Regions from separate parts of the Homo sapiens genome. Here regions 1, 2, 3 and 5 are each linked to region 4. Evidence: chromatin loops called from intact Hi-C (ENCODE). Cell type or tissue: natural killer cell. All regions are shown on one strand. Links, peaks and the distances in the headings refer to the core of each region. The heading gives the core; the rest is flanking DNA. Region 1 overlaps WAKMAR2 (wound and keratinocyte migration associated lncRNA 2). Region 2 has its middle 30 kb from the start of SIMALR. Region 3 has its middle 57 kb from the start of LINC02539. Region 4 has its middle 31 kb from the start of LINC02539. Region 5 has its middle 55 kb from the start of TNFAIP3.

Region 1 (6,201 bases), core at 512-5,511, 120 kb before region 4:
TGGAATCCTGGAATAGAAAAAGCACATTAGGGGCAGGGCACGGTGACTCACACCTGTAATCCCAGCACTTTAGGAGGCTGAGGCAAGCAGATCACTTGAGGTAAGGAGTTTGAAACCAGCCTGGCCAAGATGGTGAAACCCCATCTCTGCTAAAAATACGAAAATTAGCTGGGTGTATTGGCGGGCGCCTGTGATCCCAGCTACTTGGGAGGCTGAGGCAGAAGAATCACTTAAACCCAGGAGGTGGAGGCTGCAGTGAGCCGAGATCGTGCCACTGCACTCCAGCCTGGGCAACAGAGTGAGACTCCATCTCAAAAAAGAAAAAGGAAAAAAGACATTAGGGAAAAGCTGAGGAAATAATGTATCAATACTGATTCATTGGTCATGACAAAGGTACCATATTAATGTAATATGTTAACAATAGGGGAAACTCAGTATTAGGTAGGGAGCGCTCTGTACCATTACTGCACTAATTACATTACTGCACTAATTACATTAATTCTGTAATTTTAAAACCATTCTAAGATAAGCAGTTTATTTGAAAAAAAAAAAAAAAAAAAAAAAAAAAAAAGAACTTCCTGACTGCTGAAATACAGACCGTTCCTGATTGTGGTTATGGAGGAGGTGTCTTCAAAAGCATCAAGGAAAAAATATCAAATAATTGTATTTGTTTGACTGAAGACTTATCTGGATACAGGAGGTGAGTTACATAACATACCTTTATCTCTTTTTCTATGTGCTTGTGTGACTCAGATGATTGTGTGACTTTGAAATAATTTTTAAGGGCTATACTTTATATATACATATAGCATATAGATATTATACATAATACAAATATAATATACATATGTATATCAGCATACTTACAGCTGGTATGAAAGATAAGGTAGCTAGCTGATGCCTCTCAGTTTATTAGGATGCAGCCATGCAGTGGGAATACAATTTTAATTAGAAAAGGTACCTGCTGTAATGACTTAATATTCTTGGTAGAAATTTTCAACCTTTTGATTAGGCCTATCTGGAAACCATCACAATGGTGGTCTTTCTTTCTCTCTCTTCTTTTGTTTTGCAGTTCCAAGAGAACCTGCTTCAGGTGGTCTAAATGAAATAGAGTCCAAGTCCCATGCTTACGTAATATTTAGCTGCTGGTTTATAGTTATGGATGACCTTATTTCATTGGCTTCAAGAGTGCATTTCATAAAATTCCTCACTTATTGATTCAGGTTTTTTTGTTTTGTTTTGTTTTGTTTTGTTTTGTTTTTGAGACGAAGTCTTGCTCTGTCGCCCAGGCTGGGGTGCAGTGGCACAATCTCGGCTCACTGCAAGCTCCGCCTCCCGGGTTCACGCCATTCTCCTGCCTCAGCCTCCCGAGTAGCTGGGACTACAGGCACCTGCCACCATGCGGGGCTAATTTTTTGTATTTTTAGTAGAGACCGGGTTTCACCATGTTAGCCAGGATGGTCTCAATCTCCTGTCCTTGTGATCCGCCCGCCTTGGGCTCCCAAAGTGCTGGGATTACAGGCATGAGCCACCGTGCCTGGCCTGATTCAAGTTTGAATATATCCGTGGAGCACTGTGTGCTCACGGCAGATGAGGGTAGAGGTGAGAAGACCCAACAACTCTTTGGATATCCACGTGTTAACCAGCCAGGCATTTACATTGTTTCCCTAACTTGGCTTCAGTTCCCCTCAGCCTTTTGAGTGTTGGTCGCTGATCGTGGTTATGGAGGAGGTGTCTTCAAAAGCATCAAGGAAAAAATATCAAATATTTTGATATTTGATATCAAATATCAAAATTTGCCATGGTGCCCAGCATGGTTCAAGATCATAAGTGTCAAGCACATCAGGTAAGGAAGATAATAATAATTCAAGGGCAAATGAATTGCCCCATGGACAGTGAATTACAGTATGCTACAATGGATTTGTTTGGACCATTTATCTTTTCTTTTGAATTGACTTAACTGTACATTTGTAGGAGATAAGCAGGAAATCAGAAGCACTCCTAGGGATTGGCACTGGTCTAAATGACAGCCCTAAGGAGGAGCTTAGATACCAGATTCATCCTCCATCCAGGCAGAAGCTCCCCAGGGATAAAACTGCAAGGTTAAATGTGAAACTCAAAATTTGAAGCAAAAGCCTCTCCTCTTCTGCACTTCTTTTCTTCCTAAGTTGAGCAGTAATACTAGAAACAGAGTCAATTGAACCTGAATAGCTCCTCTGGGGTACCAGGCATCATTCTAAGGAACTCGTTTCATCCTCACAGAGGCACAGATGGGGTATGTAACTTGCCAAAGCTCACACTGCTTGGAGTAGAGTCAGGATTCTAATCTGGCTTGTCTGGCTCCAGAGCCCACGTTCTAAACCATTAGGCTCATTCTGCCTCTCTTGGAGAAGACACAAGAAGTCCCAGTCTTGGCTAGCCTGGCTAGTTCCAGAGACCTCCATAGCTAAACAAGGTGTAGAAATAGAATGTCCCGTCACTTAGCTATACTTCTATCCTTCCCACCTTCTACACAACTACCATTACCATTGCCACCAGCAACTGGTAAATATTGATGGAGCTTCTTTTCTTTGCCAGGCACCATAGATACAAAAACTAAAAAAAAAAAAAAAGAGACTGTAATCTTGACCTCAGGAACTACAGAGGAGATAGACATCCAAGCAAATATGCCAACAAAATCCCAAGTGGGGTCTAGTAAGGGCCAAAAAAAAAAAAAAAAAAAAAAAAAAAAAAGAGCTGGTGTAGCCAGATGGGCAGGGACTCACCTTGCTTCAGGGACAAATTTGCAGTGGTGATGAATTCCTTTCATTCTTAGCTTTCCTCCTATTACTTCCCTGATTTATTTTACTTACAAATGACACGTCTAAATGGCAGAGACCTGAAGTTCTCTTGATGGGGTGCTGAGATGTTCAGAAGGGAGGTATCCTGTTTAACCAACAGATCATTTATAGATAAAGAGAGGCTCTAACTTAGCATACAGTTCATCTATTTCCTTCCCCCAAGAAAGAAGGGATATTTACATCTCCTCTATTCCTTCTTCCAGGGCAAGAATCTTCTGTTCCATATGCAACATCTTCTGGCAGCCTTGTCCTTTTTCTGTCCTTGACGACTACAATAACAAACAGCTGTTGCCGAGGCATTGCTGTTGACGTGTTACCTTTGAAACCTCCCTCCTGTTATGGAATAAGCCTCTTCCAGATCATGGCTCATTATCATCTAGTCTGACAAGCAGCCTTGTTGCCACGGAGACCCAAAGGGATCAGGCGTGGCATTTGCCTGCATCATCACCCCCTCCAGGGGAACTATAAGGACTCTTCTGTGCGTCATGCGTGGCTGTCCTGGGACTGGCTGCCACCAGACTTTTCCTGCGGGTAAAACCTAAACAAATGATCAGCTGCAGATAATATCAAGACCTCTGTTTGATATGTTAATAGTGACAGCCAGATTTCCACAATTAACAACGAGGTGGGAAGAAAACACTGTAGTCACCAGACTTGGGAGGAGAGGGTTTGTATTCACATAAACACAACCTCACGTCACTGCTTGCCACCACAAAGGGCTCTGTTCACTGTTTTGTTCTCAAAGATCATCCTTGCGCTCATCCTCTGATCTTGAATTTCTACATAACTTTCTCAGTTTATATGCCCTGTGGCAAGTGCAGCAAGCACTGTTTCCTGTTTCTAAACTTGTAGAAAATCATCCATACATCTTACAGTTGTCAGTTTTAACCAGATAACAGTGGCACTTTGTTGCTGCTTTTTTATCTTTAGCTTAGGTTAACAGGACCCTGGAAGTAAAGTTGTTGATTTATTCAATAGAGTATTCTCAATTAATTTGGCTAGATTTCTACATGATTCAAAATCTAAAAAAGTAGAAATGCATGCTTACATGTCTAAGGCCTGAAAAATTGGTAGTGACATCCCAAAATAAATGAAGGTTTTAAAACAATAAATGATCTCTTTTTTTTTTTTTGCTTCTGTGCTTGGGGAGAAGCAATGAAGGAAACAACAATGTTGCTTTAAGGAGTGAGGACCCCAAAAATAAGAATATATAATTATGACAGATAGGGCATAGGGCGTTGTTCAGAATTGATGGGGCTGGTGCACACACAAACATTTTAATAGTTCTAATACTTTGTGTACACTCTTGCGATGAAGTGATGACTTCATTAATTGATTGAATAATATTTATGCAATGCTACTATGTGCTAGCTATAGAACTAAGCTTAGTCTCTTAAGATCTTAACATTCTGAAACTATTAAAATGTATAATCACCATTTGTAAAAGTAAATATACTAATCTAATAATTTGGAATGTACATTACAGTAAAAAAAAAGCAGGGGAACATCCTGTAAAATGTCACTCAGAGATAACCACCACTTACAGAGTGAAGTATATTCCTGCTTTTTGCGGATAGTGTGTGCGTATATATGTTTAAGCAAAGCTAACAATATACTATTTTTATAATTGGCATTTACTTTTTCTTTTGCTTAACTTTATATCATAACCTCTTTCCCACATCATTACAAACTCTTCATAAATAATCTTACAAATGGTTATGTAATATTTATCTTATTTGTAACACATACTATCTTCTTTTTTTCATCAACACACTGCATGGATAACAGATTTATTTTTTAAGTCAAAAATCTTTCTTGGCTACACTAACCAATGTTTTTGGTTTTTGTTTTGTTTTGTTTTGTTTTGAGACAGAGTCTCACTCTGTCTCCCAGGCTGGAGTGCAGTGGTGTGACCTCGGCTCACTGCAACCTCCGCCTCCTGGGTTGAAGCGATTCTTCTGCCTCAGCCTCGCAAGTAGCTGGGATTACAGGCATGTGTCACCATGCCTGGCTAATTTTTGTATTTTTAGTAGAGATGGGGTTTCACCATGTTGATCAGGCTGGTCTCAAACTCCTGACCTCAAGTGATCCACCCTCCACGGCCTCCCAGAGTGCTGGGATTATAGGTGTGAACCACCACGCCTGGCCACTAACCAATGTTCCTTAGAAAAGTTAACCTCATTTGTGTTTGGGGATGTCACTCCCGTTCTCTTGGAGATACAAGTGCACACACACCACAACCCTTGGAGCCTGACAGGCCCAGACCATAGATGTGTGTCCAACACGATGACCTTTCCTCATTCCCTTGTGGGTCCTCCTGATGGGCCAGGTCTTCATGTTTTTACTGATGAATTCAAGACCCAGCACTTCGGATTCAGTGTCCCTCAACACTGCCACATAGCCATCCTCCCATGTGCTTCCTGGTGGTGGGTCACTCCCTAACACCATTATGAGCACCTAATATGTGTCAAACACTGATCTAGAACAGAAACCAAACACAAGACAAATAAAATTCTTTTTTTTTTTTTTTTGAGAGAGAGTCTCGCTCTGTCACCCAGGCTGGAGTGCAGTGGTGCAATCTTGGCTCACTACTACAACCTCCGCCTGCCAGGCTCAAGAAATCCTCTCACATCAGCCTCCCAAGTAGCTGGGACCACAGATGTGCACCACCATGTCCAACTAAATTTTTGTACTTTTGGTAGAGATGGGATTTCACCACATTGGCCAGGCTGGTCTCGAACTCCTGGCCTAGGGTGATCCTCGGCCTCCCAAAGTGCTGGGATTACAGGTGTGAGCCACCACACCCATCTGCAAGGCAGATATAATTCTTACCCTTGCAGAACTTACAGTCTTGGAGGAGATAAGCATTTAATCAAGTAATTATGACATTTGCTACAAGAGTTCATAGCAGAGGGGACTTAACCAGCGTAGGTGACATTTAAACTAAAAATGTGAAAAACCTGTGAAATTAATCAGAAGAAGAGGAGGAAAGCAACTCCACTGTGTTTCCTGCTAGGTCTCATCTTCCCAACAGATGCTTGGACTCTCTTCATCGCCACTTTGAAATATGAGGACACTCTTAATTTAGGTCAAATTTTTTTCCTCCTGGACTTGCAATATGTTGTTTCCTTTTTCTGGAACACATTATGATACTTCCTTGAAACGGCAAGATTCTTTTATTCCCATTGTTTCTGCTTCTTGAAGTATTAATCAGAATATTTCATCTGCCATCCCCTTCTGCTTACTTTCACATAGTTTTCAGGAGTTAGTTTAAATGTCACCCCCCTCTGGTTAGGTGCCTCTGCTATGCATTCCTGTAACAAGTGTAATAATTACTTAATTCAATGTATATCTCCTCCCA
Region 2 (6,201 bases), core at 455-5,454, 270 kb before region 4:
CCTGGGCCACAGAGCGAGACTTCATCTCAGAAAAAAAAAAAAAAGAAAGATTAACACTGGCGTGCCTCAAAAATGACTTCCCTTAAATGTATGGTGCATGATAAATGCAACACAGCGGGTAAAAGATTAATGTGCGGAATACAGCCTACGGCTTTTGATGACTGTGACTCACCTTTGTACCAGTTGCCCAGACTGGTGGCTACTAGTCCTCGGTTTTAGAGGAGAAAAATGAGTGAAGAATAAGTGACATGTTCCTGCACATTTATCAGATGCCTCGGACCACTGTCCAGGTGGCCCTGAACAGGAACAGTCATGCTCTCAGATGAACCTGGCCCTTTTTAGTCAGCATGCCATTCATATAGCAAACTTGGCATCCACCAACTCTTCTTTTATGGGAAGAAGGTTTTGAAAGGTATATTAGTTGTTCCCACCCAGGTGTGAACCACAGTGACTCCCTCATCAGCCCTGCACCTGTCAGAGAACTTCATACAGCTTTTCTGCTTCTTACTCAGCCCAGGGCCTCTTTTCAAGCACATACCTCTAGGCTCTTTCGTTCTTCCTTTACAGCAGGCTCCGGTGACTCAGTCCTCCTTATCTTTACTGTCCCTTGAGGGCCAGGTCCCCTCCTTCCCCACGTTCCCTCCCTTCCTAGTCATCTCAGAAGATAAGTCATTAGGTCCTTTTGATTTTAAAGGAATTATTGCTTATCACAAATATGTAAGACAAGTAACAAATATAATACAGATAACAAAAATTAGCATAGTACAGAGTTTCTAGAATCCTAACAAAAGTTTGTATAATTTTGGTCCAGCTTATGGTTTGTGCTTCTGCCTGTGATGGGGAATGGAAAATTCTGCTTTTAGCCAATTCCCAAGACCAAATTCAATAGCAAAAATCAGATAGTCTCCCACTCCCCGCAATGTCTCCTAAGAGCCCCTCATTCCATCTGTGAGGTCTGACACACACTCCCTGGAGATCAAGATTGGTATCTAAAAACATCTGTTGCTCTCCCCAGTCCAAGATGAGGATATTTTGGTCCAGAGAAGTAAGAAGTTTCCTCATCTTTGGACTGCGGAGAGTAACAAATGTTTTAGAATGGCTGTGAACTCTGGGAATAACAACATTAGTTTTCTTTCTCTTTCCTTTCTCTGGAGCATATCAAAACCACTCTGTAATGGTCACCCTAAAACGACACAATCATAGAATCGAACTGTTTAGGGTTTCTAAACAAAGAGTGCCACAGAACTCAGAGTTAAAAAGCCAAGCAAGCCGGGCGCGGTGGCTCACACCTGTAATCCTCCCAGCACTTTGGGAGGGTGGATCGCCTGAGGTCAAGAATTTGAGACCAGCCTGGCCAACATGGGTGAAACCCCATCTCTACTAAAAATACAAAAATTAGCTGGGCTTGGTGGTGGGCGCCTGTAATCCCAGCTACTTGGGAGGCTGAGGCAGGGGAATCGTTTGAACCAAGGCGGCAGAGGTTGCAGTGAGCCTGCATTCCAGTCTGGCAACAGAGTGAGACTCTGTCTCAAACAAACAAACAAACAAACAAACAAAAAGAAAGCAAGCAGAGGGAAACAGCAGGTGATTCAGGCTAATGAAAGCACTGAGAACCAGACTTGCACCCAATTCCCCAACCCTTATTCACTTCAACATGTGCGCCAAAGGAAACACCCGTCCCACCCCTCCTTATACCACAGAGAGTGCTCAGAGTTGGTTGTTGGAATAACTGGACTTTAATTCCACGTCTGCCATTAGACCAGCTAAGGGACCCTCAGCAAGTGCCCCAGGCTGGGTCTGGTGCTTACCTGGAACCTGGGGCAGTGAGCCAATTGTCTTCCTCATGCTAATATTCTATTCTCTCACGTTTGCTCAAAGCTATGTGTAGAGGTAGGTTAAGTCAATGCATTAACTATGTAGCAAACACAATGTCCATAACGTCTACCTTCTCGTAACAGGGAAAATAGAGATTGCTTTAAATAACCAAATATAGATGGGGCAAAAGGGGCTGGGGAGGCAGACAGGGATTCAGGGCCAGGGTAGAGGTTTTGGACTTTAATCTGAGGACAAGGGAGGCTCTTGAAGGACTTAAAGACAGTAACGTGGTCAGATCTGTATTTTAAAGAGATCTTCTGGCTGCAGTGTGGAGACTATGTTGTGTATGTCTGTGTGTGTGTATGTGCATATGTTTGTGTCTGTGTGTGTAGGGAGGCAGGATGGGAAAGGAGGCTTCTAAACTAGGCCAGAGATGTTGGTCACTTGGACTAGGGTTACAGCAATGAGGCTGGGATGAAGGGGACAGGAAGGAGGAGATTAAGAGGCAAAGTTAAAGGGACTTAGTGCTGGATTGTGGGGTGGGTGGGGGGTAGTTTCAGGGAGGCCACCTAGAGTTTTGCTTTGAGGAGCTGGGTGGTGGTAATGCCATTTCCTGACATAGGGTGTGTGTGTGAGTGTGAGTGCACACTTGTGAGTGTGGTGATATGTGGGGGCTGGTAATGAGAAAGTGGATGAATGAATTCCATCTTGGACCTGCTGGGTTTGAGGTCTAGCATCATTTGAGGAATCCAGATGGTTGAGAACTTTTATTAAATATCAACTGTGCATTTTGTGAGGATACACACCCCCGCTACAAGAATGGAATAGACATTTGCTTTGTTTATTGAGCAAATACTATTTTGATCTTTAAAAATAATCACCCTAACTTTTTTGTGTTGTGTTCTGTCTTTCCCAAAGTATTTGACTTTTGGCTACTCATGTAGGTTGACATCAACGCCACGACTGACCTGGGCAGTTCCCTCATGTTAATATAGCAGATCTTGAATCTGCACCAGCGACTTGAGAGAAAATCACTCTAAACACTCAAAACCACAGAAGTTCCTTCTCAGGACCTCAAACATGCCATAGGCCTACGTACCAAATTTGTTCTATACTTGGATTTTTCTATACTCAGTTTGGAAATAAAGTATGCCTCCTTCCTGGGAGAAATCACAGCCTTCAGGGAAAAGAGAAATATAGCTTTGGGCCTTGGGATTTAAATCACAATGTTAGATGGCATCCACTCTTGGTCGACTGAGGCTCCAACTGCATGGTTGTGTATTTTCAGGTATTTAAGTGATTTTTGAACGCTGCATTTCTTTGACTAGCTGAATATTTAAATTTGCCACAGGATGGCAGCATGATGTTATAAAAGAGAAGAGAAAAAAAACCTTTTAAAGCCCAGGTATTAATGAATAGAGGCCTGGAAAGCAAACATAACTGAGAATTTTTCTTCTTGTTCCTACAACTGTAAAGAAAGGAAGGAATAAAGTATGAGAGAAAGCAATGAAGTAAAAGATGAAAAAAGGGCTGGAGAAATTGAGGGAGGGAAAGCAATTTAAAAAGAAAGTAAAAGCAAAAAGAAAAACACTTCACCTCCAACTAGATCATATTTAACTAAAGAAAAGAACCAAGCTGCTGATGTAGGAAGTTTCCGAGGGAGGAAACCAGTGCTATAACCACATTTATTCACAGCCTCGATGTGTGAGTGCAAGACAGACATTTGACCTTCTTATGAAAGCAGTTGTCTCTTTGGGAAACTATGAGAATGAATTTACATTTACAAAGTTTTCTAGTCCCTTTAAGTAAGTCTTACATTAGCATAATTCCCAGCTTGCATTCAAAACTGATTTTTTTCAATATCCTTCAAAGAGGTCATTAATGTTGGTTTCCATGTTTACATTGTGTAGGGAAATAAGTGAAATTACTCAAGAAGGGAATAAACGGTATTCAGACACACATTGACAGCAATGGCTTCCTGTGATGGAAACGAGAAGGCTGCCTCCAGTTCAGCGCTTCCAGAAGTCTGCAAGCTGGGAAGAGATCTTCCAGAGCTGGCGGCTTGACTCTGCACTGACCAGCCACCACTTACGTGGGCTATTCTTCAGGTCCGTCACCAACTTGCTCTCTCCTCAGTCTAATTAATTTGACTTAGCAGGGAGTTCTGGGATGGGAGAGATCTTAGGAATGGTGATCGGTTTTTCAGCCTTGGCGATAATGACATCTTGGGCCAAATAATTCTTTTTTTAGGGGGCAGGGAGCTGTTCTTCTTATGGTAGGATATTTAGCAGAATCCCTGGCCTCTCTCTATCCGCTCAGTGCTAGTAACGTCCTTCAGTTGTGACATCCAAAAATGTGTCCAGACATTGCTGAATGTCCTCTGGGGAGCAAACTCCCCTCTTCCTCCATTTGAGAACCAGTGTTTTAGATAAACTCTAATTACAAGAATGAAGGAAATTCTGAAAGTTTTCTCTGTCTTACTGTCCTGTTTATGGGCAAAATTGTTATTGAATCATCAGAGATATGTGTGCTCTTCAAATCTATGTTGGAGATTTCCAAACATTAAATCCAGGCATAAAATGCCCTTATTGTAGCAAAGACAACGTTCTCTTATATGAATCAGAAAACAACATATGCTTATTATAAATATTCTGTTGGGCAAAAACTTACACAAAGCATCACAGGGGATGAAAAGCAGTAAGAATTTTTACAGAAATAAAAACAATTACGTTGTTAATTGCCAGGTACTTTTCTTATTCATCAAGATGTCCATGTTCTATTCATTTCATTTAAAGTTTGCAACATCTCTATGGAGAAATATTATTTGCATTTTATAGAGAAAAAAACTGAGGCTGAGAGAAGTTTAATCACTAACTCAATGTTACATTAATAGATAGCAAAACCAGATTAAAACCCAATCTTTCTAACACCAACAACTGTATGTGCTCTAGTACTGGCCACTAACCCTTGAAAATCTTACAATCTAGTTGGGGAAACAATACACGTACATAGGAAAGTTGTCCAATGTCATAAGGCAATAGATGATTTAATCCAAAAGCCATAAAAATTGTTAAGATGCATTGCTGTAGATAAGAGTGGTCTGAGAAATTATGAGGATATGATGGGTCTTGATCTGTATGTATTTAAAGAACCGAGGATTGGAGAGATGGGATGAGATGGGTTCTGTGGCATAAAGCGGCAATCTTCAATGGAACACTGGCCGCACAAGGGTGCTGCCGGAATAGGGTTTTATTATTAACTGCATGTTTGTTCCCCCCAAAATTTATATTTGAAACCGTAGCCCTAATGTAATGGTATTGGGAGAGGGAGCATTTGCGAAGTAATTATGTCAGGAGGTTGGAGCCTTCATTATGGGATTAGTGTTCTTATAAGAAGAGCTAGCACCATCCTCCACCCCCTGCTCCAACTCTTTGCCATATGAGGATACAATGAGAAGACCGCCATCTGCAAACCAGGATGCAGGCCGTCACCTGACACCAGATCCTCCAGCATATTGATCTTGGACTTCCCACCCTCTAGAACTGCAATAAATAAATGTTTGTTTTGAAGCCACCAGTCTGCAATCATTTGTTATAGAAGCCTGAACTGACTAATCAGATAAAGATGGCTACAAGGAGAGGAAGACCTATGTTGAGAAAGGAGAGTGATGCAGGCTAAAAAAGGAAGCTGACAACAGAGGGCAGGGGCCTTGAATACAACCCAGCGGTCATCAATTGGAAGGCCAAAATAATGTATTTTGTTTGGCTCAAGTTTTAAAAATTGGAAAGTTTGCGGGGGGAAGAATTTGGATTTCTGAACATTCTTGAACAAAAAGATGTGGCAACATCAGGCCTACATTCCTGAGTCTCGACTCTTGGCTGAAGCCAAGGAGGAGTTATTCTCATGAACGGGGTCTGGATTTTCCAGTTCACCAGTATCCACATCATGCCCTATTCTTTTACCCTCTTCTTTCTTCTCTTAATTATTTGCTTAGCCCCTCTAAGCAGTGGAATTTGCAATCTTCAGTTTAGAAAATAATGTTTATTAGAAATTAATCTGATAACACCAATTAAAAATCTATTTTTTATAAGTCTGCTAGAAATGAGAGACAAGAAACATTAAACATTTTTACCATATGTCCAAAGATGGTTATTAGGGTTTCCTTTTATTCCTGTCTTTTGTACTGAAATTACCCATGGTTTGTTCCACCTTTCCTGGGGCTATGCAGTGTAAACTTTTCATCACTGTTGTTGCTTGGCGTTGGAGTTGATGTTGATTTTCCCATCTTCATAAACTGTGAGCACCTCATCACTATGTCATTTCCTTCACTCAGGGCTGGTGTGTGACACCACCACAACAAATATTTTTGAGCGCCTACTGTGTTCC
Region 3 (6,201 bases), core at 521-5,520, 88 kb before region 4:
TGGGCATTTATGGCAGCCCGTCTCCTGGGTGATCCTCTCAATGTATCCAAAAAATATACAGTTGATCCTCATTATTTGTAGATTTGCCTATTTGCTAAAATTTATTTCTAACCCCCAAATCAAAACTTGTGCTTTTGTATCATTCATAGACATGCATGATGTGGTAAAAAATTTGAGTCACTCATGCACTTTTCCAGTTGAGGTCGCACCAGGTGAGGCTCTGCCTTTTTGTTTCAGCTCTCATCCTGTAAACAAAAGTCCTTCTGCCTCCTTAGTTGCCCATGTTTTCATTTTTGTGGTTTTTTCTTTGTGACTTTACTGTTTCAAATGGCTCCCCGCCATAGTGCAGAAGTGATGTTTGGTGTTCCTAAGCTGAAGAATGCTGTGATGACCTTACAGAGAAAAGACGTGTTATGGACTGAAGGTTTGTGTCCCTGCAAATTCATATGTTGAAGGTCCAGCCCAAGTTTGGCTGTATATGGAAATGGGGTCTTTAAAGAGGTTTTAAGGTTAAAAGAATGGGCCTTATCAGGTTATTGGGGGGGGGGTCATAAATTGGGCCCTGATCTGATAAAATTAGTGTCTTTATAAAAAGAGCTTTCTCTCTCTTCTGCCCACCCTGCCCATCTCCCCCCTTCAGAGGAAAAGCCATATGTGGACAAGGCAACTGTCTGAAAGCCAGGAAGAGAGCCTTTGCCAGAAACCAAACCTGTGGGCACCTTGATCTTGGAGTTTCTAGCCACCAGAAGTTTGAGAAAATAGATTTCTGCTCTTTAAGCCACAGAGTCTGTGGAATTTTATTAGCTCAGCCCGGGCAGATTGAGACAACATGTCTTAGATAAGCTACAATCACACATGAGTTATAGTGTTACTGGCCATGAGTTCAGTGCTACTGAGTCAATAATATCTATTAAGTAAGGTGTTTAAAAATAGACACACACATAAAACAAGATTATATACTGATCGATTAATGAATTAAAAATACTTACTCCCTGTTAAGAGAAGGAAAAAGTTGCAGACCGGGAGGAAATATTTGCAAGAAGATATATCTGGTAAAGAACTGTTATTCAAAATATACTGACATGGTTTGCATCTGTGTCTCCACTCAGGTCTCATGTTGAATTGTAATCCCCAATGTTGGAAGTGGGTCCTGGTGAGAGGTGATTGGACCATGGGAGTGGATTCTAATGGTTTGGCACCATCCGCCTGGTGCTGTCTCATGACAGAGTTCTCAGGAGATCTGGTTGTTTAAAAATGTGTGGCACCTCCCCCTTGTCTCTCTTCCCCCTGCTCTAGCTCTATAAGATGTGCCAGCTTCCTCTTTGCCTTCTGCCATGATTGTAAGTTTCCTGAGGCCTTCCCAGAAGCAGAAGCCTATACAGCCTGCAGAACCATGGGCCAGTTAAACCTCTTTGCTTTATAAATTACCCAATCTGAGGTATTTCTTTATAGCAGTGTGAGAATGAACTAATACATGTATAAAGAGCTCTTAAAATTCAATAAGAAAACAAATAACCTGCTGAAAAAGAAGGGCAAAAGACATGAATATAGACCTCATAAAAGAAGATATACGAATAGCAAATCAACGTATAAAAAAATGCTCCACATCATATGTCATCAGGGAATTGCAATTTAAAACAACAATGCAGGCCGGGTGCGGTGGCTCATGCTTATAATTCTAGCACTTTGGGAGGCTGAGGCAGGTGGATCACCTGGGGTCAGGAGTTTGAGACCAGTCTGGTCAACATGGTGAAACCCTATCTCTACTAAAAATACACAATTAGCCGGGTGTGGTGGTGCATGCCTGTAATCCCAGCTACTTGGGAGACTGAGGCAGGAGATTTGCTTGAACCCAGGAGGCGGAGGTTACAGTGAGCCGAGATCATGCCATTGCACTCCAGCCTGGGTGACAGAGCAAGACTCTGTCTCAAAACGAAAACAGGCATGCAGGCATCTTTCCCTCTGTCTATGTACATGCATGTATACATACCTCCAGCCTCTACCCACACATGTATAAGAATTCTTTTAAAGGGATCATACTTAGAGGGATTGTGCTACTGCACTCCAGCCTAGGCAAAAAGAGCAAAATTCCATCTCAAACAAAAAACAAAACAAAACAAAACAAAAAAACAGTGTGATACCGCTACATGCCTATTAGAATGGCCAAAGTCTGGAACACTGAAAACATCAAATGCTTGTAAGGATGTAGGGCAACAGGAACTCTCATTCATTGCTGGTGGGAATGCAAAATGGTACAGCCAGTTTGGCAGTTTTTTTTTTTACAAAACTAAACACTCTTACCATATGATCTAGCAGTCTCACTTCTTGGTACTTACCCACATGAGTTGAAAACTTATGTCCACACAAAAATCCTGCACGTGAATGTTTATAACAGCATTATTCATAATTGCCATAACTTAGAAGCACTCAAGCTATCCTTCAGTAAGTGAATAGATAAATCGTGTGTATTTGCTCAGGCCAATATAACAAAATAAAACAGACTGAGTGGCTTAAACAACAAAAATTTATTTTCTAACAGTTCTGGCAGTCAGAAGTCCAAGATCAAGGCCTCAGACGATTTCAGTTCTGGTGAGGGCTCTCTTCCTGGATTGCAGATGGCTGCCTTCTTGTTAAGTCCTCACATGGCCTTTTCTTGAGAGAGCAAGCTCTGTGGTATCTCTTCTTATAAGAACACCAGTCCCAGCTGGGTGTGGTGGCTCATGCCTGTAATCCCAGCACTCTGAAAGGCCAAGGTGGGTGTATCACCTGAGGTCAGGAGTTCGTGACCAGCCTGGCCAACATGGTGAAACCACATCTCTACAAAAAAAAATACAAAAAATTAGCTGGGCACAGTGGCGGGTGCCTGTAATCCCATCTACTCTGGAGGCTGAGGCAGGAGAATGGCTTGAACCCACTTGACGGAGGATGCAGTGAGCTGAGATCATGCCACTGCACTCCAGCCTGGGTAACAGAGTGAGACTCCATCTCAAAAAAAAAAAAAAAAGAACACCAGTCCCATCCAATGAAATCCCTATCATAAGACCTCATTTAACCTTAATTACTCCCTTAAAGGGCCTTATCACCAAATATAGTCCCATTGAGGGTTAGGGCTTGAACATATGAATTCTGGGAGGACACAATTTGATCTAAAACCCTGTGGCACACCCAGACATTAGAAAATTTGTCAACATTAAAAAGAAAGCAGCTGTGAAGCCATGAAAAGACATGGTGGAATCTTAAATGCATAGTACTAAGAGAAAGAAACCAATATGAAAAGCTCCATGCTGTATGGTTCTGATTATATGACATTCTGGAAAAGGTAAAAAGTAAACTATGGAGACAGTAAAAAGATCAGTCGTTGCCGGGGTTAGGGAGAAGTGAGGGATGAATAGGCAAAGCACAGAGAATTTTTAGGGCAATGAAAATACTCTGTATAATACAATATTATAATGGTGGATGTATGTCATTATGCACTTGCCACAACTCATAGAATGTAAAACACCAAGAATGAACCCTAACGTAAACCACGGATGTTGGGTGATTATGCGGGCTCATCAATTGCAACAAACATACCACTCTGTGAGGGATGTTGATAGTTGGGGAGGCAGTGCAGGGAAAGGGGCAGGGGCAGGTGGTAAATGGTAGTTCTCTGTATTTCCTGCTTTACTTTGCTGTGAATCTAAAATTGCTCTAAAAAATAGTCTATTTAAAAAGAAAAAAAATGCTGTGAACAGAGGCTCACAGGAACACAACTGTGTATTTCTCTTGAGAACAATAGTTTAGTATTTGTTAATTCAGTGTTTGTGGTGGAGGGAAAGAATAATTTTTTTCTTTAATCCCCATAGGTTCTGGCCCCATAACAAAAGACAGATTAGCAAGAGAAAAACAAACAAAAGTTTATTAACAGATAAATTTCATATGTACATGGGTGACACCCAGGTAATGAGTAGTTCTCAAAGGGGTGGTTTTTAATTCCAGCTCACATAGCATTTTCATCAAAGAACACTAAATTTTTAGAAAAGTGACAGGACAAAGGAAAAGGATTTTGAGTCTCTAGGGGTGGCAGTTTGGGGGAAGGCAAATTAATGGCAGATGAAGGCCAGTTAGTAAAGCCCTTAATGTAGATTCCTCTGATACCATTTTCAGGCCAATAAGGGTCCAAAGTTGTGTTCAGTGTTTACCTTTGTTCTCCCCAGTGGGGGCAGGGAGGAAGGAAGATGCCTTTTATCTTTGAAAAACTATGTCCTGCTTTTAGGTCAACAGAGAGAGGGTAGAGAGCTTTCCTGTATCCACTTCTTAACTGTTTCAGCTCAACAATTCTTCATATTTGGGGATGATGTGTTCTGGTTTCCTACAGCAGTGACCGTGATGAGTATAACTATGGAAAATAACAAAAATTTGCTGGATATACTCCTACTCTAGGCCAAAAGTCAGGAAAGGACAAATGGGACATTCATGTGGCTCTCCTGCCTCCCCCACCTTCCTCCTTTTCTTCCCACTTCTCTGGGGTCCAAAAGAAACAGTCCCCTTTCGCCACCTCACACACTGGCCTTCACTAACCCACTTCCTGTTCTTGAATTACCTTATCAGAACTCTGTGATCTGGTTGGTCAGGCAAACTTGTCTGTAAGCTAAAGAGCAGATAAAGACACAGAAACAATCTTTTGTCAAGGTATTCGGCAAGTTTATGAAGCTAATGTCATGCTGCAAAGTCCTATTATGGAATGCCGGAATGTGATTATTATCTTCTAGTTCACTGGATTCCTTCTCTAACAATCCCCTTAATCTCCCCTGTATCCCTCCTTACTTCTAGATATTCCAGGCCAATGAGGGGAAATTGATGTACTGGCCAAGCAAGAAGAGCAAAGTTCATTAATCATTTGTAACAAGTAGTCCTCATTGTCCCTGAAAGCCTCATAGAGCAGAGCTCTGTACCCTGAACGTGATAGGGGCTCAGTGAAAGACTGCACTCAGTCGGAAGCTATCAAGAACTACTACGTGGTTGCCACACCTCCAACCTACAGGTGTTGATTAGTATCTTTTTTCTTTCCTTCTTCCTCCATCGTCACACCTTAGTGATCCTGCAGCCAAATATTCCTTTACGTAAAAAACCCCCACAAATACACAATCATCATGGTGACTGACGCCTTCTCTCTCCTATTCTGAAGCTCTGCCCCTCCCAAGAGACACCGACTATCACCAAACCACACGGTTTGCAGGTTTTCATCAAATATCTTCATATCCTTTTGGAATGTAGGTGGCACTTGGGGAAATGCTCTCTAACAACTTGCAATGAGACTGCATTTGATGAGTGAAATTCAGAAAGGAGCTTGCCAGACTAGCACAGCCATAGAGAGTAACTCTATTGAATGACTACTGGTAAACTTAACAGAACATAGGAACACAGAGAAAAAAGAAATGTCAACCAGATAGGGAATTAATCAGCAGCAGACACAGATGACAAAAAGACCCATAAAAGCATGTGGCTGAAAAGAAGATACTCTGTCAGTGACTATGTATTTGGTTTGTCTGGCAAGTCTATCTATAATTTAGAAATGGGCTGGGCGCAGTGGCTCACACCTATAATCCCAGCACTTTGGGAGGCCGAGGCAGGTGGATCATGAGGTCAGGAGTTCAAGACCAGCCTGAACAACATGGTGAAACCCCGTCTTTACTAAAAATACAAAAACTAGCCGGACATGGTGGTGTGCACCTGTAGTCCCAGCTACTCAGGAGGCGGAGGCAGGAGAATCACTTGAACCCGGGAGGCAGAGGTTGCAGTGAGCCAAGATTGGGCCACTACATTCCAGTCTGGGGGACAGAGCAAGACTCCATCTCAAAAAAAAAGAAAGAAAGAAAGAAAGAAAGAAAGAAAGAAAGAAAGAAAGAAAGAAAGAAAGAAAGAAATGGACATAACAGGCCATCAGGGTCTAATGCCATTGTGCCCTCATTACCTTTCTTGGCACTCCATGCCTAACAACCAATCTAGCTGGGCGTGGTGGCTCACATCTATAATCCCAGCACTTTGGGAGGCTAAGGCAGGTGGATCACTTGAGGCCAGGAGTTTGAGACCAGCCTGGCCAACATGGCAAAATCTCGTCTCTACTGAAAATACAAAAATTAGCTGGGTGTGGTGGTGCACGCCTGAGTCCCAGCTACTTGAAAGGCTGAGGAATGAGAATCACTTGAACCCGGGAGGCGA
Region 4 (6,201 bases), core at 460-5,459:
GTATGAGGCTCCAGCACATGGGCGTGGCTGGTGCTTGCCAATTAACCTGCTGAGCAGCAAGATTCTATTTGGTTTTTGGGGGCAAAGGTCACTCAAGGTCAGAATAAATTTCACAAATGAGTAGCCAAATAAAGAACTCATGAATATCGAGTGTCTCACATATATTACAGTGTTATGAATCTCAGGTATCCTGGCGCTGCCCTTCCTTCCTCTTCCTGTGTGTATACGTATGACCCACTTGATCTTTCTAACCTGTCTCTCATGCTGCTAACTGATCTTCCTATACTTAAACATGAGTTTCACTTATTTCAGTTGATTTCTTCTTTAGCAGAATTGAATATTCTCAAACAATACTACCAATGCATATTATGGCCTTCTGCCATCTCACATTTTCTACTTACTTTATTATCTACCTAACTAAAGTGCCATGAACACAAGAATTTTCATTTGTTTTCTTCACCAATGTACCTAGATGTGTACTTAAAAAATAATTATTGAAAAAAATGAAAGAAATTCTGAAAACCATGAGGCTTAAATCAAATAATATTTGAATTGTACTAGAACAGGAGAGAAAATGACTTGGAGCAGGATGAGAAGGTGAAATTGAAAGCCCATGCTATGGTCCCTGCCCTGCTGATGTCAATCTCTTCCCAGGCCCATGGGTGTGGGAGTGCTTAGATGCTCATTCTGAAATTCTGGAGATCACCCATTCTTCTGGAATTGCTCACTTTTCTTTCTATGCTCTCCAAGTAGCTGTTCTTTGGCCCACTTGACTCACAGTCAAACTAGTTTCAATCTTGTACTCCTGAAACATTTGTTTAATGAATGAATATCCTGTTACAGGTTGCCCCAGGACTTCAGAGCCCTGATGAGGACTGATACTTAAATGACATCAGATATTAACCCCAATGAGTTTGTGCTTCCTTCAATCTGCAGGGCTTCATTCAACCTGAAGTTGCCCCCTGGAGGGCCCTGAGCACATCCAGGCCTAAGCCTTCGCGTTAGTCTGCTCAGGCTGCTGTAACAAAAGATCGTAGCCTGGGTGGCTTAAACAACAGAAATCTATTTCTCACAGTTCTGGAGGCTGGGAAGTCAAAAATCAAGGTGCTGGCTAATTCGGTTCCCTGGTGAAGGCTGTCTTTCTGGCTTGCACACATTTGTCGTCTTGCAACATGGTCACATGCCTTTCTTTGGTGCACGTTCACACAGAGAGAGAGAGAAAGAGAGGGAGAGAGAGAGAGACCTCTTCCTTCCATAATAAGGTCATAAGGCCACCAGTCATACAGGATTAGGGCCCCACCCTTATGCCCTCGTTTAACCTTAACTACCTCCTAAAGACCTGTCTCCAAATATAGTCACATTGGGAGCTAGGACTTCAATATATGAATTTTGAAGGGATAAAATTCAGTCCATAGAAGACCTAATTTCTTCTTCCCGCACAATGTCACTTTCCTTTTTTAATGTTATTATTAACTTTTAAAAAATGTATACATCTCCTGTAAAATCCACATTTTAATCCTTTGTTATTCCTGGCTTGCTTCACTCATTGATTCTACCTACCCAGCCCCTTTAGACATTAAAGTTTTTATCCGATGCCCATTGATTTAACCAGGGACTATATTTTCCAAACTGAAACTCAGGACATACAACATTATCACTATGAATATGCTTATGGAAGAGTAGAACAAAAAGCCAGAAATTGGGATTGTCTTGGAATAGTATGGATATGCAGAAAATGATGATAAATAACCGAATTCTCCATATTTGTATGACAGTGATTGAGAAGAGTATTAATGTAGCTTGATGCTTGGTGCCACTCAAACCCACCAAAAGTTCTATTTGCCCATTTAGATGTTTTGATGGTGAGGAGCTTGTTGGTGTTGGGCTGTGGAAGATACAAAGGTTGAAGACAGATGCTGTTCTCCATGATAGAGCTTTGCAAGTTTTCTTTGGCCCATGATGTAAAGCAAGAAATTTTACTTTACAACCCTGCAGACTGTGATGCATTCTGATCTGTTCTATTCTATTCTATTCTTTCTACAATGGGTGTTATAGCCTACATAATTGGTTTTCAAAACATGACTCTATTGCTATGTGCATTGGAAAAAACACAGTTCTTGTGGGCTGGGTCCAATAGGTTTTGGTTTCCTTTCTGTTAAAAAATATTTTGATTAGCATGAAGGTCTTTTTGTTTGTTTATTTTTGTGTTTTAATACATGTAGGTACTAGACTAGTATCTAGAAATAATTTCATGCTCTTAGAAACGTATCTGCTGGAACTTTTCTATTCACAGATCAGAGATTTTTGGAACTGGAAGGAACTGCAGGGGTCAAGTCAGAATACATGGCTCAGGAGTCTTTATGTTGAAGCTCCAGTGTTTGGATGCAGTGATCTTAAAAACGCAATTCACAAAAATTGTTCTCTTTGTTTTTTGACTCTTCTAACAGAACTCATCTTCAATTTAGTTTGCTAATTGCCTGTGTGCCATGATCTTGTTCTCCTTTGCAGAGCTCACAGGATGGGTTTTTGTTTTGTTTTGTTTTGTTTTGTTTTTAGTTTCCTTGCTGTTTTTCCAGGTCACAGCACCGCAGTCGATTGGTGATTGTGGTTTGAGGTCACCTACAGAAGGCGGGGCGGGGAACCCAAAGATTTTATTGCACACCTCAAATTGCTCTCTGATGACACCAAGAGCGTCAAAGTCCTGAGGCCGAGTTGTCAGTGAACATTCGCCAGGAAAAGCAGGGGTGAAGCTGCTTATGGGCGAAGATGAATCCCGTGCTGCCATCTATTGGTAATGTCATGAAACAGCAATTTTTAATACCACCTGATTTTTAAAAAATTTGTTTTGGGGGGAACTATAGTTCACTGTTACCTGTTCTCCAAATTTATATTTCCCAAGAAGTCTTGATTTCAAGTGAAGGAATCTGTGGATGGGAATGACCCATCTTTAACCCTAATGAACTTTGTCTGTAAAGTGAACCAAGGGGACAGGGGAATTCCCACACCGTCTCATTACTGCCCAAGCCGACACACTTCCCTTTGAGGATGGTTTGAGGGAAGGAGGGACTGTCTGCTTGTCAGAGGGATTTCAAAGAACACACTGTTCTCATCCTTCAGATCTTGCCGATTGCTTCATGGGCTGCCCGAGATTACCATATGTTTTTTGCAAAGGGTGACTTCAAAACAAAACAGAATAGACCCTCTCTGTTTTGAAGCCTGTTGATTCTAAATGCTACACCATTGCAAATAGTTCTCTGGGTTTATTTATTAGCAAGGGAAGCCAGACATCAAGGACCAACCACTTCCATTTTAAAAAGATCCCTGTTCATTAAAAATAAAAATAAAGTAGCCTGGAGTGCAGCGGGGTGATCATGACTCATTGCAGCCTTGACTTCCTGGGTTCAAGTGATCCTCCCGCCTCAGCCTCCACTCCCGGTTAGTTTTTTGTATTTTTTGTAGAAACAAAGTCTCGCTTTTTTGCCCAGGCTGGCCTCGAACTCCTGGACTCAAGCGATCCTCCTGCCGCAGCCTCCCAAAGTGTTGGGATTACAGGCGTGAGCCACTGCACCCAGCCTACTATCTTTATCTTATAGAAAGAAAAGAAAGGAGGAAACTGAGGCTTGGAGACAATGGTTTCACCCAAATATCAGTGGTGTGGAGGCAGAAAAACCTATTGTCGACAAGAGGAGTTGATGGCAGTTTTTTGGCAAGGCCTAGTAAAAGTACCCCTGGAGACTTCACATGTTCCATTAGAAGAAATAGAGCTGTCACCCACATCAAGATTCAGAACACTGGTGATTACTAGGACCCGTTTGGGGGGAAAAGTTTGCCACTTCGGCTGAGTTGGTCCAGTATTACATGGAACATCACAGGCAATTAAAAGAGAAGAATGGAGATGTTGTTGAGCTTAAATATCCTCTGAACTGTGCGGATCCTGCCTCTGAAAGATGGTTTCACGGACACCTCTTTGGGAAAGAAGCAGAGAAATTAACTGAAAAAGGAAAACATGGTAGCTTTCTTATACGAGAGAGCCAGAGCCACCCTGGAGATTTTGTTCTCTCTGTGCGCACCAGTGATGACAAAAAAGAGAGCAATGACAGCAAGTGTAAAGTGACCCATGTCATGATTCGCTGTCAGGAACTGAAATACGACGTTGGTGGAGGAAAACGGTTTGATTCTTTGACGGATCTCGTGGAACATTACAAGAAGAATCCTATGCTGGAAACATTGGGTACAGTACTACGACTCAAGCAGCCCCTTAACATGACTCGTATAAATGCTGCTGAAATAGAAAGCAGAGTTTGAGAACTAAGCAAATTAGCTGAGACCACAGACAAAGTCCAACAAGGCTTTTGGGAAGAATTTGAGACACTACAACCACAGGAGTGCAAACTTCTCTACAGCCGAAAAGAGGGTCAAAGGCAAGAAAACAAAAACAAAAATAGATATAAAAACATCCTGCCCTTTGATCATACCAGGGTTGTCCTACACGATGATGATCCCAATGAGCCTATTTCAGATTACATCAGTGCAAACACCATCATGCCTGAATTTGAAACCAAGTGCAACAATTCAAAACCCAAAAAGAGTTGCATTGCCACACAAGGCTGCCTGCAAAACATGGTGAATGACTTTTGCTGGATGGTGTTCCAAGAAAACTCCCAAGTGATTGTCATGACAATGAAAGAAATGGAGAGAGGAAAGAGTAAATGTGTCAAATACTGGTCTGAAGAGGATGCTCTACAAGAATATGGGGTCATGTGTGTTAGGAACATCAAAGGAAGTGCTGTTCATGACTATATGCTAAGAGAACTTAAGTTTTCAAAGGTTGGACAAGCTGTACTCCAGGGGAATATGGCGAGAACGGTCTGGCAATACCACTTTCGGACCTGACCAGACCACGGAGTGCCCAGTGACCCCGGGGGCATGCTGGACTTCCTGGAGGAGGTGCACCATAAGCAGGAGAGCATCATGGATGCAGGGCTGGTCGTGGTCCACTGCAGTGCTGGAATTGGCCATACAGGGAGGTTCATTGTGATTAATAGTCTTATTGACATCATCAGAGAGAAAGGTATTAACTGCAACATTGACCTTCTCAAAACCATCCACACAGTGCAGTCTCAGAGGTCAGGGATGGCCCAGACAGAAGCACAGTACCGATTTATCTATATGGCAGTCCAGCATTATATTGAAACACTACAGCACAAGATTGAAGAAGAGCAGAAAAGCAAGAGGAAAGGGCACGAATATAAAAATATTAAGTATTCTCTAGCAGACCAGACAAGTGGAGCCCAGAGCCCCCTCCCGCCTTGCACTGCAGCGCCACCCTGTGCAGAAATGAGAGAAGACAATGCTGGAGTCTGTGAAAACGTGGACCTGATACAACAGAAAAGTTTCACATGAGAAAACCTGGAAAACTTCAGCACAGAAAGTCCACAGATGTGGACTTTCACCCTCTCCCTAGAAAGATGAAGAACAGACACAAGAAAGTTTATGTGAAGACAGAATTTGGATTTGGAAGGCTTGCATTTTTGTTGACTACATTTTGATAAGCAAAATTTGAAACCATTTAAAGACCACTGTGTTGTCTCTTTCAGTGGCTGGCTGGCAGGGTAGCTAGACCTCTCACATACCAAGAGCTTGAAAGCAGAAGTGGCCAGGCCTCCTGAAGACTTAAGTCCAGAATTGTCGCAGCATCCCTTTTACTGCCCTCTGTTGATTATGATAACGATGAGGATTTTTTCTAATCAGAAGAGAGCTGGAGTATGCCCTCTACTTACTACACAAGTTACAAGCCCGGCTCAGATTCAAGAAAAGGGTATGAAGTGGAGGTGCAGTTAATTGGGGGACCACTAGTCTAAAAAACAGTCACAACCCGTGCCATGGAAAACCAAGGATATTAGCAAAAGTAGGAGTTGCCAGTGACCTTGGGAAGCCGAAGCTGCTTACAGTAGCTGGGACAAGCTGAAAGTCAGACTGAGAAATAAAGGAGGGGACTTCAAGAAGCTTCCTGAACAATTTCTGCCAGCCCTGAGCTTATTTTTGGAACCAGCACTTGGGGAAACTGATCTTGTGAGGATGGATGTTTTTAGGAACACAGGGCTTTTGAGAGCAGCACCACCCCACTGGGGCACCCCCAGACTTGGGAAATGTGATGCTTTCTTAATGTCACTGGTTTTTTAGTCAGGCCACAGTGAGAAG
Region 5 (6,201 bases), core at 582-5,581, 100 kb before region 4:
AGGCATCACCATTCAGGACATAGGCATGGGCAAGGACTTCATGTCTAAAACACCAAAAGCAATGGCAACAAAAGCCAAAATTGACAAATGGGATCTAATTAAACTAAAGAGCTTCTGCAAGCAAAAGAAACTACCATCAGAGTGAACAGGCAACTTACAGAATGGGAGAAAATTTTTGCAATCTACTCATCTGACAAAGGGCTAATATCCAGAATCTACAATGAACTCCAATAAATTTACAAGAAAAAAACAAACAACCCCATCAAAAAGTGGGTGAAGGATATGAACAGACACTTCTCAAAAGAAGACATTTATGCAGCCAAAAGGCACATGAAAAAATGCTCATCATCAGTGGCCATCAGAGAAATGCAAATCAAAACCACAATGAGATACCATCTCACACCAGTTAGAATGGTGATCATTAAAAAGGCAGGAAACAACAGGTGCTGGAGAGGATGTGGAGAAATAGGAATAATTTTACACTGTTGGTGGGACTGTAAACTAGTTCAATCATTGTGGAAGTCAGTGTGGCGATTCCTCAGGGATCTAGAACTAGAAATACCATTTGACCCAGCCATCCCATTACTGGGTATATACCCAAAGGATTATAAATCATGCTGCTATAAAGACACATGCACACATATGTTTATTGCGGCACTATTCACAATAGCAAAGACTTGGAACCAACCCAAATGTCCAACAATGATAGACTGGATTAAGAAAATGTGGCACATGTACACCATGGAATACTATGCAGCCATAAAAAAGGATGAGTTCGTGTCCTTTGTAGGGACTTGGATGAAGCTGGAAACCATCATTCTTAGCAAACTATCGCAAGGACAAAAAACCAAACACTGCATGTTCTCACTCATAGGTGGGAATTGAACAATGAGAACACATGGACACAAGAAGGGGAACATCACACACCAGGGCCTGTTGTGGGGTTGGGGGAGGGGGGAAGGATAGCATTTGGACATATACCTAATGTTAAATGATGAGTTAATGGGTGCAGCACACCAACATGGCACATGTATACATATGCAACTAACCTGCACGTGGTGCACATGTACCCTAAATCTTAAAGTATATAAAAAAAGAAATGATTCTCTACCTAGAAGCGAGCCAGAGAGAAGAAGTATTAAAAGCAAATGAGCAAATGCAGCTGAAAATGAACATGTACTTCATGGGAATTGGATGGAATTAAGCCAACGTGGATGAAATACACTTCATATCGTGAAAGGATAGATCTAAAAGTGGTGTGTTTGCCATGAGCAGTCCACATAGATATTTCATCTCAAACAGTGTCTTGATATTTAGAGATGAGCATTCTCAGTACTTAATGGAGGGCACTATACCAGGGTTGGCACTAACCCAGCCCATAACTTTTGAGCCATAGTCCCTGTAACTGTGTCATCAGCTGGTTTCATAAGAGAACATGCCTAAACCTGCTCAATCCTTGGCTGGGGATGCTTTCAGGAAAATCCAGGGTGCTGTTGAAGTTTTGTAGGTGACTCAGGTAGTGGAATTCTGCTTTTGAGTCAAGACAGAATTTTAGCTTTGCCTGGTTGGGGGTTTAGTCACTGGAACTAGCCCTCTAAGGTCATATTGAAGAAGGCAGAAAAATTGTCTACAGAATATGTTACCTTAAAAGGTGATTTCTTCTTAATTGAAAGATTCACAAGATTTTTCCTTATGATTCCACATTGATTTTAGTTGAAGATGTTATTACTCACCTCCTTTCTAGGAATAATAGGTTCAGCCTTAGAGAATGACCATCATATTTCCATAGTAATCCAGAAACAACTACGATGTCCAAACCCTATGACAGGGTCTTCCTAAATGAAAGCCAATGGAGAATCTTGGAGCAATTCATTCTAAATAATTGGTGAAGCTTTTCCTTAATAAAAATGCAGAGCTTTCCAATTTAATTCAATAGTACTAGATTCCCACTCTACATTACTGAGATTTTTAAACTGTTATAAAATGAACATTTGAAGAGCACCCATATATCACTAGGCCTTATGAGAAGAAAAAAAAAACCTGAAATCTTCTATTTAAAGAAGACATGTAAACATACCTACAAGTGCAGATCCAATTTCTCCAAAACAGGATGCCAAGAATAACTTCATTGAATGTTGTAAAGATACAACCCTAATCAATGCATATCCTTTTTTATTTGGGGCTTAAAAGTGCTGATCTAAAATGTTAATGGATACATTTATTTCTCCAACACAAATCCATAATATCACCAATCCAGAAAGATTGGCATAAAGAAGTTGGCTATACACATGCTAGTTATTATTCAGCTAATAGATGTCTGTGTCCTGTTTAGAATCCCCAAATGATCTGTAAATTATTACATTGAGTTTAGATTATTATTTCTATGTTTAGCCAACTTTTTATCCAAATACTGATTACTTTATTAGCATATTAAGTGGAAGTGTGTTAAGCCTGCTTGGGCCAAATAGTGAAACCCTGTCCCAAAAAAGAAAAAATAAATAATAACTAAAAACAGGCTAGGCATGGCGGCTCATGCCTATTATCCCAGCACTTTGGGAGGCTGAGGTGGGAGGATTGCTTGAGTCCAGAATTTCAAGGCTGCAGTGAGCTATGATCATGCCACTGCATGCCAGCCTGGGCAACAGAGCAAGACCCTGTCTCTAAAAAGAAATAATAATAATAAAAACAAACAAACCTAAAAACATCAGATGAGACAGGCTAGTGTTACTGTTCCTTTATCTTCTTTTAATGAGAATGAATTTAAGCCCCCACGTAGCAAAATAATATACAAGATATTTGCAGAAGGCAAAAGTGCCCTCCAGACTCCTCTAACTTTCTAGACGTTGTTTATTCTTGAGCCTCCAACTTCCCCATTATTTTGCTCCAATGACTTCCCCAATCCACAAAGTTTCCTTATTTGTATTTTAAACCCATCCTCTCTACCCTCATAGCTCCTTTCCTGTAATTTTGAAATTCCTTTTCAACTCTACTTGCATCATTTGGATTCCAGAGTACGCACTTGGTCACAACCGTTTGCCTTACAGAAGACATCCCCGAAATGTGGCTGAAAGGAAGAAGACCCTTGACGAAAGGGGTTGCCCGGATAAATGATTCATTGCCTAAAAGGATAGACTTTTTAAAATGTCATTTTTATTTTGGAATGTAGGAAACTGGTTTCCCTGTCTCTTGAAGCATCATCACAGAGGCATAAACTGAGGAGCAAAGCTTATAACTGAGAGGTTTTAAATGAACAGGGTAGGGGAAACAAACAATATCCCACCAGGAGAGAGGTCTGATAGCTCAAGTCTGTCCTTTCCTCTCCTGGTCGCCTCACACGCAGAGGCAGCCTCACTGAACGTGCTGTGCAGCAACGACGTGACTCACGGTCAGCTAACAGAGCAGGAAGTCACCTGACGACAGATGGGAAAGTCCAGAGTAGACTGAACGTACTTTTTAAGAAAAGGAAATAAAGAAGGCAATTTGTAGGGCTGTGTCACAAGGTTAGAAACCCCAATTATATTTGATAGTTCTGTGCAAGGCACTAGCCTGGGAATGCATTAATCTGTATATCAAGTAATTACTACCATATTTGGAAGCTAAGTAAGTAGGTCTCAGTCATTAAATAAAGAGCAGCATTCTTGATTGGAAGGATGAAATTATGCAATAATCACTGGCTTTGGTTAAATAATAAATTAATTTCTGGGGTCTTGGCAGGGACGGTCACATGCCGAATTGTGAAGCAGAACATTGGCTTTGTCAGTGTGGTTGTCCGCTTTGGGGAGTTCTTCCCTTTTCCCAGAGGTTTAGGGAGAGAAATTGAAGTGTTTTAGTTAATCAATAAAACCAGAAATATATGAGAACTTGTGTGCCAAGTCTGCAAGGGAGTATGGGGCAAATGGACAGGAAAAGATCCTTGAGGAGCTCTATCTAGTTGGGGGCAACAAGATGTAAGCATTTGGAAAGGTAAGTAAGAGTTTAAGAGTTGTTTCAAGGAAGAACATGATGGATTACAAAATAGCAATGTCAAGAGGATGTGTTGTGGGCATTCAGAGAAAGGGGAGTTTAGTGTGGGCAAGGTAGATAAGGGAAGTTTTTGGGCAAACAGTGGATCTAGAGCTATGCTACACTTTTAAAGCAGAAAGAATCTATAGATAAGTAGCAAAGTCCAAATCAGTTATCCTAGGAATGGCAGCAGGCAAGCAGATATTTGAATGGGCTGGTGGTGCAGGTCCACAAGTCTAAAGATCTGGGTTAATCTTTGTTGAGAAAGACTGTTGAACAAAGGTGCCTCTATTTCCTCATCTGCAAAATGGGTGCAAAATACGTCCAACCTGCCATCCAGGTTAAATAATTCTGTGAATCTCAGTGTAAACTATAACTCACGTAATAACCTTAAGCTATTGTTAATGGTAACGTACGTACGATGATTTTAGGAATATAATTTTGCGTATACAGATACTGCTTGACTTTAAGGACTAAAATGGTAATTTAAACAGCCATATATAGGTTATGAGGAAGAGTTCGAGGTAGGGGTGCTAACTGTAAATATCAAATTGCAACATGCAGGTGACCAATGAGCACTTGCATCAGCTTGCTCTGGGGTCTTGCTAGAAGCAGGATGAGGACATTTGTTTTTAAAATATTCTAACTAATAAAGGTATTTTCCTTTCTTTTCTCTTTCTTTCTTCCTTTCTTTCTTTCTTTCTTTCTTTTCTTTTCTTTCTTTCTTTTCTTTCTTTCTTTCTTTTCTTTCTTTCTTTCTTTTCTTTCTTTCTGTCTTTCTTTCTTCTTTCTCTCCTTCCTTCCTTCCTTCCTCCCTCCCTTTCTCTCTCTCTCTCCCTCTTTCTCTCTTTCCTTCTTTCTTTCTTTTTTTTTTTTGGAGTCTCACCTGTCTCCCAGGCTGGAGCACAATGGCGCGATCTCAGCTCACTGCAACCTCTGCCTCCTGGGTTCAAGAGATTCTCCTGCCTCAGCCTCCTGAGTAGCTGGGATTACAGGCACGCGCCACCAAGCCCAGCTAATTTTTTTGCATCTTTAGTAGAGACAGGGTTTCACCATGTTGGCCAGGCTGCAGGTATAATCTTTCTAAGGATCTTTTTGTTTTCTCTGGCTGTGAAGATTGTTTGCTCTCAGTGTCCTATATGAACATTACATGTTTAATCTGAACTTACGGAGCTTGCACATTGCATGGTATACAGTAAGAGCCTAGTATTGAATGGGGAGCCCATAATAAAGAGCACATATATTGAATGGGGACGTTTTCTAGATTTAAGACACAATCTGGTAATCATTGCTTTTAATTTGGGGAGTGGGAAGCATTTTTTTCTCTTAACATATTGATAGGAAACTAATTGATGTATTTGTAGTGGGGTCAAAATTCACACATATGAATCACATGTGCATAAATAAAAAATAAAGAAGTGCATCTTTATTTTCCTTCACTGAGCTCATCTTGCCCGGAGCCCCTGTTTTCATTGACAGCAGTGTCTTGACAATTTCCATTCTTGACAATTTTCTTGACAATTTCCAGTCTTTCTGGGCTAAAATAGTTCTTTGGGGGTAAATATTCAGTCCATTGAAAGTTGAAACCCTCTTCCAGGGCAGTTTCTCCCCTCCCAAGAGTTCCTCTCTTCCTCCTTCTATTCCTAGGTGAGAGAATTGTGGGCTGGCAGAGAGAGGAGGGGCTCTGACCTTGTGTTGCCCTCTGCAGACTCATGGCTTCTCCTGAGGAGCCTGCTCTCTGAGCTCTGCTGTACGCAGAGGAGTGATTAGCCCCATGCACCTCAGGTGCTGAGCTGGAGTTCCTGGCTGATGTCAGGGGCCTGCTTACACTGTACGTGTAGGCCTGGACTCTGCACCCTGTCCCCATCTACTCGGACGGTCCTACTTGCACCTACATCCTCCCTCCTGCCCCCACCCCATCCTCCTGTTGCTGTCTTATTTCTATATTGCAGCACGTGAGACCGTGGGAGTTGCCCCAGGCTGGTTCTCCAGTTCTAGATGACTGGAAGTCTGTGAAAGACTGGCTGTTTTCCTGGCTTACACTGTGCTCACAGATTACCCCCAGACCTCTCTGACTGCCCTATGATGGCCCTTCCCCATCTTCCTCCCTCTCATTCGGCTCCTTTCCACAGCCCAGGAAGGCTGCCGTGGGGCTGTCGTGGGGGAACCCTTCTGTGGCCAGTGCTGTCCATACCTACC

What was found. Peaks named below come from ENCODE experiments on the same cell type or tissue, not always from the same donor. Only the 100,000 strongest peaks of a DNase experiment are listed, where the experiment ranks them.
Region 1: a loop joins it to region 4, with 7 times the contacts of the local background. A loop is called at or near these places in 9 of 110 quality-filtered maps.
Region 2: a loop joins it to region 4, with 5 times the contacts of the local background. A loop is called at or near these places in 35 of 110 quality-filtered maps.
Region 3: it touches region 4 in a loop (5-fold over the local background); 33 of 110 quality-filtered maps call a loop at or near these places.
Region 5: it touches region 4 in a loop (6-fold over the local background); 25 of 110 quality-filtered maps call a loop at or near these places.

Annotation. Positions count from the first base shown.
Region 1 is chr6:137,821,420-137,827,620 of GRCh38, reverse strand. WAKMAR2 (wound and keratinocyte migration associated lncRNA 2) reads left to right here. Exons shown (of 4, transcript NR_049793.1): 4 at 3,044-3,952. Among named protein-coding and RNA genes, the nearest start is that of TNFAIP3, 43 kb to the left of the region's middle. In natural killer cell, for the core only: no CTCF peak of the experiment used is centred there; DNase peaks (open chromatin) are centred at 2,370, 3,390, 3,530 and 5,216; H3K27ac peaks cover 2,388 bases.
Region 2 is chr6:137,972,804-137,979,004 of GRCh38, reverse strand. No RefSeq gene overlaps it. Among named protein-coding and RNA genes, the nearest start is that of SIMALR, 30 kb to the right of the region's middle. RefSeq lists an enhancer at 3,361-3,470. In natural killer cell, for the core only: CTCF peaks have their summits at 2,952 and 3,157 (motif pointing right); DNase peaks (open chromatin) are centred at 3,164 and 3,494; H3K4me3 peaks cover 798 bases; H3K27ac peaks cover 2,751 bases.
Region 3 is chr6:137,793,087-137,799,287 of GRCh38, reverse strand. No RefSeq gene overlaps it. Among named protein-coding and RNA genes, the nearest start is that of LINC02539, 57 kb to the right of the region's middle. In natural killer cell, for the core only: no CTCF peak of the experiment used is centred there; a DNase peak (open chromatin) is centred at 3,577; H3K27ac peaks cover 1,004 bases.
Region 4 is chr6:137,704,625-137,710,825 of GRCh38, reverse strand. It overlaps the pseudogene PTPN11P3. Among named protein-coding and RNA genes, the nearest start is that of LINC02539, 31 kb to the left of the region's middle. RefSeq lists a silencer at 3,034-3,083. In natural killer cell, for the core only: CTCF peaks have their summits at 2,802 (motif pointing left), 5,108 and 5,307 (motif pointing left); DNase peaks (open chromatin) are centred at 2,125, 2,675, 3,045, 5,315 and 1 weaker place; H3K27ac peaks cover 3,444 bases.
Region 5 is chr6:137,808,773-137,814,973 of GRCh38, reverse strand. No RefSeq gene overlaps it. Among named protein-coding and RNA genes, the nearest start is that of TNFAIP3, 55 kb to the left of the region's middle. RefSeq lists enhancers at 3,123-3,242, 3,273-3,532. In natural killer cell, for the core only: no CTCF peak of the experiment used is centred there; DNase peaks (open chromatin) are centred at 3,383 and 4,022; H3K27ac peaks cover 1,156 bases.